2 separate regions of the Homo sapiens genome follow, and region 2 is linked to region 1. The links are chromatin contacts, found by Hi-C or POLR2A ChIA-PET in ENCODE. All regions are on one chromosome and are shown on one strand. The core of a region is the stretch at or near the end of the contact, and the rest is flanking DNA. Distances in the headings are between cores, read along the strand shown.

Region 1 (3,443 bases), core at 814-3,313:
TTTGGACTTCAACGTGCTCACTGACACCTTCGTTTAGAATTTCAGATACGAAAAATGGATTTCCCAAGGTCACACACGTTATAGGTGAGGAAACTGAGTCTCACACAGATTCAGTGGGCTTTCCCAGGTCACAGAGCTAGTTAGGGATGAATGGGTTTAGCGTTGCTGCTTTTCTGTAACTGTGACTTCCTGCAAGAGCTGCTGGAATGCAGCTGTCTACAGCCACCGGAGGTGGGGAGCAAGGTGACAAGGCAGAGGACAGGAGTGATTTTGTTGCCTTCAGATGAGAACGGGGTCTTCCTAAGACCCTGCATCCCTGAAGCCTCTGCTGGTAACTGTGAGGATAGTCTCTGCCAACAGAGAGGGTGCCCTGAGTTTCAATAGGAGAATTGGCTCCATGGGGTGTAATAACCAAACGAATGTGCGGAATGACAATGATTTAATCCTGTAGCCTTTATTAAAGGCTTGCTTTGTGCTGGGTGAGAAAGGTCTGGGATTGTATTCTTCATTCTCATTTTGAAAGGAACACAAATGCCATCAAGATTTTGATATGGATGGCCACATGTGTCTAAGCCCCGGAAAACCATCCTGAGAGATCAAGACCATCTTGGCCAGGATGGTCTTGAACTCCTGACCTCATGATCCACCCACCTCAGCCTCCCAAAGTGCTGGGATTACAGGCGTGCACCACCACGCCTGGCCTCGTTTTATTCTTATTTATTTATTTATTTATTTATTTATTTTTGAGATGGAATCTCACTCTGTCACCCAGGCTGGAATGCAGTGGTGTAATCTCGGCTCACTGCAACCTCTGCCTCCCAGGTTCCAGCTCTTCTCCTGCCTCAGCCTCCCGAGCAGCTGAGACTACAGACGCACGCCACCACGCCCAGCTAATTTTTGTATTTTTATTAGAGACGGCGTTTCACCATGTTGGCCAGGCTGGTCTCGAACTCCTGAACTCGTGATCCACCCTCCTCGGCTTCCCAAAGGGCTAGGATTATAGGCGTGAGCCACGGTGCCCTGCCTACATTTGGTTTTATAGTCCACCTTACACAGTTCTCTATACATTGTAAATGAGCCAAATTTCCTGAATTGAAAAAGAGAGTCACACAAGAGGCTTGCCTCCACGCACAGACATGTAGTTTTAGATGTCTGCACGTGAAGCTATATCAAAATAAGAATAAACTACTGCTACCAAGAAGTGGGAAAAAAATTTAAAAAGGATAAACTGCTCAGAAAACGAAACAGATTAAACAAAAAATTGTATTAGATGAAATTTTTTTTCATCGAATCTTGCTCCAGACTCTTCTTCTGTTGCTTCAGACCCTTCTTCATCTGAAGAGTCTTGCTCTGTCTCCCAGGCTGGAGTGCAGTGGCACGATCTTGGCCCACTGCAACCTCCGCCTCCCGGGTTCAAGCAATTCTCCTGCCTCAGCCTCCTGAGTAGCTGGGATTACAGGCGCGCACCACCACGCCCAGCTAATTTGTGTATTTTTAGTAGGGACGGGGTTTCACCATGTTGGCCAGGCTGGTCTCGATCTCTTGACCTCGTGATCTGCCCGCTTCGGCCTCCCAAAGTGCTGGGATTACAGGCGTGAGCCACGGCGCCCGGCCTTTCACTTGGTTCTCTATGAAAAAATTAAAGAGAAAATCTGATTGACACTGTGGAGGACACTACACTCCAAAAAAAAAAGTACTATATTTTCTAATATTATCAGTGCTTTTTAATATTTTCTAATATTATCAGTGAAGCTTTTGCCGCTTTTTCAAAATCTGGAAGAAACAAGGCGGTTGATTCCTTTAATTTCAGGAGCATGTAACTTCATTTATAATGACAATGTTTTTGAAAAAATAAATTAAACCGACAGTTTCATTTGTAGGATTGACTTTAATAACACGCCTCTACTGAACAAATGGCGATTAACTGGGGAAAACGGAATTATGGTAACCGAGGTAACGGGGTCGGGGACTCTTTCTCCTTCGCTGCATGCTGGGTGGCGGGGAGAGACCGCTCTGAGGAGGTTTGGTCTGTCGGCCACGCCGTAGGCCGCGGTGCATTCTGGGTCCTGGCAATATGGCGTCCTCCTTGATGGGCTGATGAGATGAGTTTCACTGTAGCTCCAAACCAGAGGGCAAAGCTCCCATGACCCAATAAGCCCACATTGTCCCTTTCCTCCGTGGTTCCGTGTCGCCCGTTTCTCAGGACTCGTTCTCAGGCAGGAGAGAGCCTCGGGGCTGAAGGCCAGGACCAGCCAGGCCGCGCGGACCTGAGGTTGAGGAACCGGGTGCAGGCGAGCACGATGGGCCGGTCGTGGCTCTGGTTGCAGCAGCTCAGACGAGTGCGGGACCCGCAGGGCTGAGAGTGGCTGGAGGAGACCCAGGGCCCTTTGAACCCGATCCCTTGGCCGGAGACCTCAGCCCAGTCGGCCCAGTGGGCGAACCGGCACCAAGAGCGGCCTGCCTGTCTTCGGAACTGCTGAGGCGGTGGAGGCCGAGAGCAGGGTCATCGTGAGGCCTGAAGTCTCTTACGCTTTTGGCAGCTCCCCTCGCAGCCCCTCTGGAAACGTACAGCCTCAGGAGCAGCCAGTGGCTTGGGACCTGGGGTGGTGTGTGTCTGCGGAGCTTCTTGGGCTGCCCCATTTCCTAGCGGCCCCCACCTCCCCACTTCCCGCTCAGAGTTAGAGATAAGGATCTCAGACTTTTGCCTGAGTAAGGGTCTCCGCACTCTTTATCCATTTGGTTTTCGATTTCCCGTTTTTGTTTCTTATTTCACCAATTCTGGTACACGCTAGTTTTTAAGGCTGGAGGTTCTCGAGCGCTTGCTGCCAAGGACTCCCCCACCCCCTCCCCCACTGATGGAGTCCGAAATGCTGCAATCGCCTCTTCTGGGCCTGGGGGAGGAAGATGAGGCTGATCTTACAGACTGGAACCTACCTTTGGCTTTTATGAAAAAGAGGCACTGTGAGAAAATTGAAGGCTCCAAATCCTTAGCTCAGAGCTGGAGGATGAAGGATCGGGTAAGTGGATTCTGAAGGCACCCCTTGAACTTGGTAGTTTCCCCAACAAAGAAAGTTTACAGCCCGAAAAGTGTCCTTGGGAAAGCGCCGACATTTCCCCCTAGCCACACGTTGTAAGTCAACTAGAAAGCAAAAGCCATTTCAGACTGCAGTTTTTGGTTGAAAATGGAAAATGCTGTTTTGGTTAGTCATTATTCACTGGGTAGTGTTAATTCAATTCCAACTAAGTTCTAATTCAGATAATAAAAGTTAAGCAAATTTGAAAATAGAGCATTGCGAGTATTTACATGCTCTTTGGCATACTACTTAGTTCTGTAAACACTTAGAGGAAGGACAACGTGCGATATAATCTTTATACCCACATGATTAGTCTACTTTTTAAAATATCCAAGCTGGGTGAAGTGCAGAAGTCTGATATACTATGCT
Region 2 (3,113 bases), core at 502-3,001, 550 kb after region 1:
CACTGAGGGTGGGGCAGCCGGGCCCCTGCTCAGAATCGCACTGGGCATGGGCTCGACTTGCTGGCCCTGGGACGACCCTGCTCAGCCAGCTCTGGAGGCTTCCTCAGCGGCCTGAAACTCCTGCTGCAGAGGAGGGTAGCATTGCCCTGTCCACTCACCACCTCCTGGGGCTTTTCTGGACAGAGATGCCCGGGGCTACAAGGAGAGCCAGGGTTTCTGCTGGGTTACCTTCCCCTGTTCCCTTTCTGAGATGATGGGGGAGGAGGGAGGTGAGGCAGGTGCAGCCCTCGCTGGCCGGTCGTGAGTGAGGAGGGAGAGATGGCCCCGCATCCCTGGGGATGCTGCCTCCCAGAGACCATGGGGGCTCCGTAGCACCGGCAGGATCATCGTGGGGGTCCTGGGAAGCGGCACTGGTGCTCTGCTCACTGTAATGCAGGGGGCTGGTGGGGGGCATTGGTGCCCCCAGGATCCCCCCTCCGGCTGCCCCCCATCTCTGGGTGTGCGAGGCCTATAGCCTGGATTGAGGTCTGAGAAAGGGGAGAGATGCGTGCTATTTAAAGGGTGTATAATTAACACAGCAGAGACAAAGCACCCTCGTTCAGATCTTCAGAGAAGATAATAGCAGGGCCGGTGATCGCCAGCGTGGAGTCTGGCGACGTGCGGGGGGTGTGAAGCCCATCCTCGTTTTCACAAAGCTCTTCAGGCTAAGGCTGTCTGTGGACAACCCCTCCCCCCCACCACCCCCGTGAGGACAGCCGTGTGGCCATGTTTCTCTGGAGTAACATCTCTGAGGGGTCCTGACCAGGAAAAACAGGAGTGTGAGGAGCCAGGAGCCACGGAGCCCTCTCAGGGCTTCTGCATCCGCAGCTGACACAGGGACCCTCAGTGTCCCCGGGGCCAGGGCAGCCAGGGGTCGGGCACTCTGCTTCCCCAAGCCTCAGGGCTGGGCCACTCGAACATCTTAGCCCCCACTTCTCCTGCATCTTGCCAACCCTTTGCTGGCTCTTGGGGACAGCTTGGTCTGTGATCCTCTAGCCTGTTTGTGTGTCTAGCCCACTGGTGTGGACAGAAGCGACCTGCTGTCTCCTGTGCCCGTGGGCATGTGCTCACCAGACTGTCCATCCCAATACCAAGCTGTGGGTCTGTTGGGACCTGTTGTTCCTGGGCACCCCTTGCCAATCTGCTGAAAGCTCTGGGCCTTTTTCCCAGGAAAATGGGGACCGTCAGGGCTCATGGATCCCTGATCCTGCCAAAGTGGCACTGTTCCCTTCCTGAGGATCTTCCTGTAATGCCTTCCTTGGGGAGCGGAATGACCAGCTCTTCCACCTGCCACCGGGGCCAGAGGGTGCGGCTTACCCTCTGCTCAGCCCAGCCCGGGTCTTGCTCAGAGCACGTGTGTTCAGCGTGAGATTTAAGGGTCCTCCCATCTCCTTTTAACCACCTGCCATGCTGCCCTCCCTCCTCTGCCTGGGTACCGTGCCCATCAGCCTGGGAGGCCTGGTCAGTGGGTTTTAGAGCAGCCACTGGCTGCAGCCTGCAGGTGGCCAGTGACCATGTGCTACTTGGGGCACCTGATTCTCACCCCACACACCACAGCTGACCGGTCCGCAGCCGCATCCTTTCGAGTAAGTGTTACCCATGGTGACAGCTGAAGGCCAAGAATTACGTTCTCATTCATATGCTGCAGGGGACCTGGGGGGTTAAAGAACGTGGGAAAGCTGCAGCAGCCGTGGCGGATGAGGTAAACCAAAGCCGCCTTGGTTTTTTCTGGAATGCCCCTCCCCCACTCTGAGTCACCGCATGCTGCGGAGAGGAGAGATGTGTTCTGATCACTTTTGTCTTCTCTGATCACGGGGCTGTTCAGCCCAGGGTGACTAAGTGGGAGCATTCTGTGGGTCTTAAATGCTTTCAGCTGGGTGTTTCCATAGTGCTGTCGCCATGGCACCCAGCTAAGCACGCAGCCGGTGGCTCAGCGGCGGGCGGGGACTGGAGGGGGCCAGCCACTGGGACTGCCTGCCCATGGGGCAGGCTCAGGGCCGTTGTAAATGGCCGGGCTGCCAGGTAGGAGGTACAGACCAGGCCGTGCTCTGTCCCCTGCACTTTCCACACAGCTCGGACGTGCCCCGTATAGGTCATCCCCGTCCAACAGCAGGTCACAGTTGGCCGGGCCCTGCAGTGCTGGCCGCCACCTCCTCTCCTCCCCGTCCCCGCACCGGCCCCTTGTGTGGTGAAGCTCCTGCCTGGCCTAGATTTCCAGGATCTGCCCTGTACAGTCGTGGCCTCTCTGTATGAGGAGTCAGTGTCCTGGAACAGCAGGTGAGGAGAGGCAGCTGTCATTCCTAGACAGAGTGGCAGCCGCATGTCATGCGCTGACTCAGGCTCTGCCATAGCCAGATGCTCATGTGGGGGCTCCAAGGCAGGAGGTGTCAGCTCCCCCCGTCCTTCGGGGGCTGGCCATCCCTGCCTTGCTGCTCTGGGAACATCTCTCCTCCCTGTCCCCAGGATCTGGAGGGGCCCCGCCAGAGCACCGTGCAGCCGTACTTTCTGTCTCTCCCCCGACTTCCCCTGGGTTTCTCTTGTGACCTGTGTGCCACTCCCAGCCATTTACGGGGCTCCTTTGAGTAAGTGGAAGACTTAAAAATAAAACACCAACTCTCTTCCCGGCCAGGGAGGCTGCCGTACCCTGCTAATGAGGCCAGTACCCCTCGCTGTACTCTCCCCTGGGGAACTGAGCATGAGCGTGAGAAAGTACCGTAGCCTAAAAACCCAGAAACCGCCTGTAGGGTGGGCAACCGGAGCAGCTCCAGGGGCCTTAGTTTGGAAGGTGCCGTTCTCAGGGTGAGGAGACCCAGGGGGCCCTGCAGCCTAGTTTACACTGCTGTCCTGGGGTGACCACTCCAAGCAGCACCTTCTCTTCCCCCGAGTCCTATTCAGACAGCAACCAGTGTGGAGGCCGTGGCTCTGGGCAGCCCCCTGGGCCTGCCTTTTCTCAGTGCCTCAGTTTCTTTTGCCAGGCGTTGGATCTCCTGCTGAGTGCTCTCTGGCCCTGAGCTCTCTGCCCACCATGCTTTCCGGGCCGGCCACCGCTGGAAAAGTCCCCAGGGAGGGCACAG

The links. Hi-C counts contacts between places; a loop is a spot of excess contacts on that map. ChIA-PET counts read pairs that join two places held with the same protein, here RNA polymerase II (POLR2A). Pooled maps may share reads with other maps.
Region 2: a loop to region 1 is called in a pooled map, with 3 times the contacts of the local background. The contact joins the enhancer-like site here to the promoter of RPTOR in region 1. A Hi-C loop is called at or near these places in 4 of 50 pooled maps. POLR2A ChIA-PET finds 5 or more read pairs at or near these places in 2 of 52 experiments (MCF 10A and T-cell).

The regions. Positions count from the first base shown.
Region 1 is chr17:80,542,775-80,546,217 of GRCh38, forward strand. RPTOR (regulatory associated protein of MTOR complex 1) reads left to right here and starts at 2,064. Exons shown (of 34, transcript NM_020761.3): 1 at 2,064-3,017. The coding sequence starts at 2,856. RefSeq lists enhancers at 1,758-2,584, 1,918-2,277, 2,558-2,657, 2,585-3,411.
Region 2 is chr17:81,093,205-81,096,317 of GRCh38, forward strand. The region is part of intron 6 of BAIAP2 (BAR/IMD domain containing adaptor protein 2); the gene reads left to right. Among named protein-coding and RNA genes, the nearest start is that of MIR657, 31 kb to the right of the region's middle. RefSeq lists enhancers at 1-754, 1,625-1,919, 2,537-3,113. Within about 2 kb of position 1,752, at least 11 of the 41 ENCODE cell types and tissues checked have a DNase peak (open chromatin) inside an H3K27ac peak, as active enhancers do.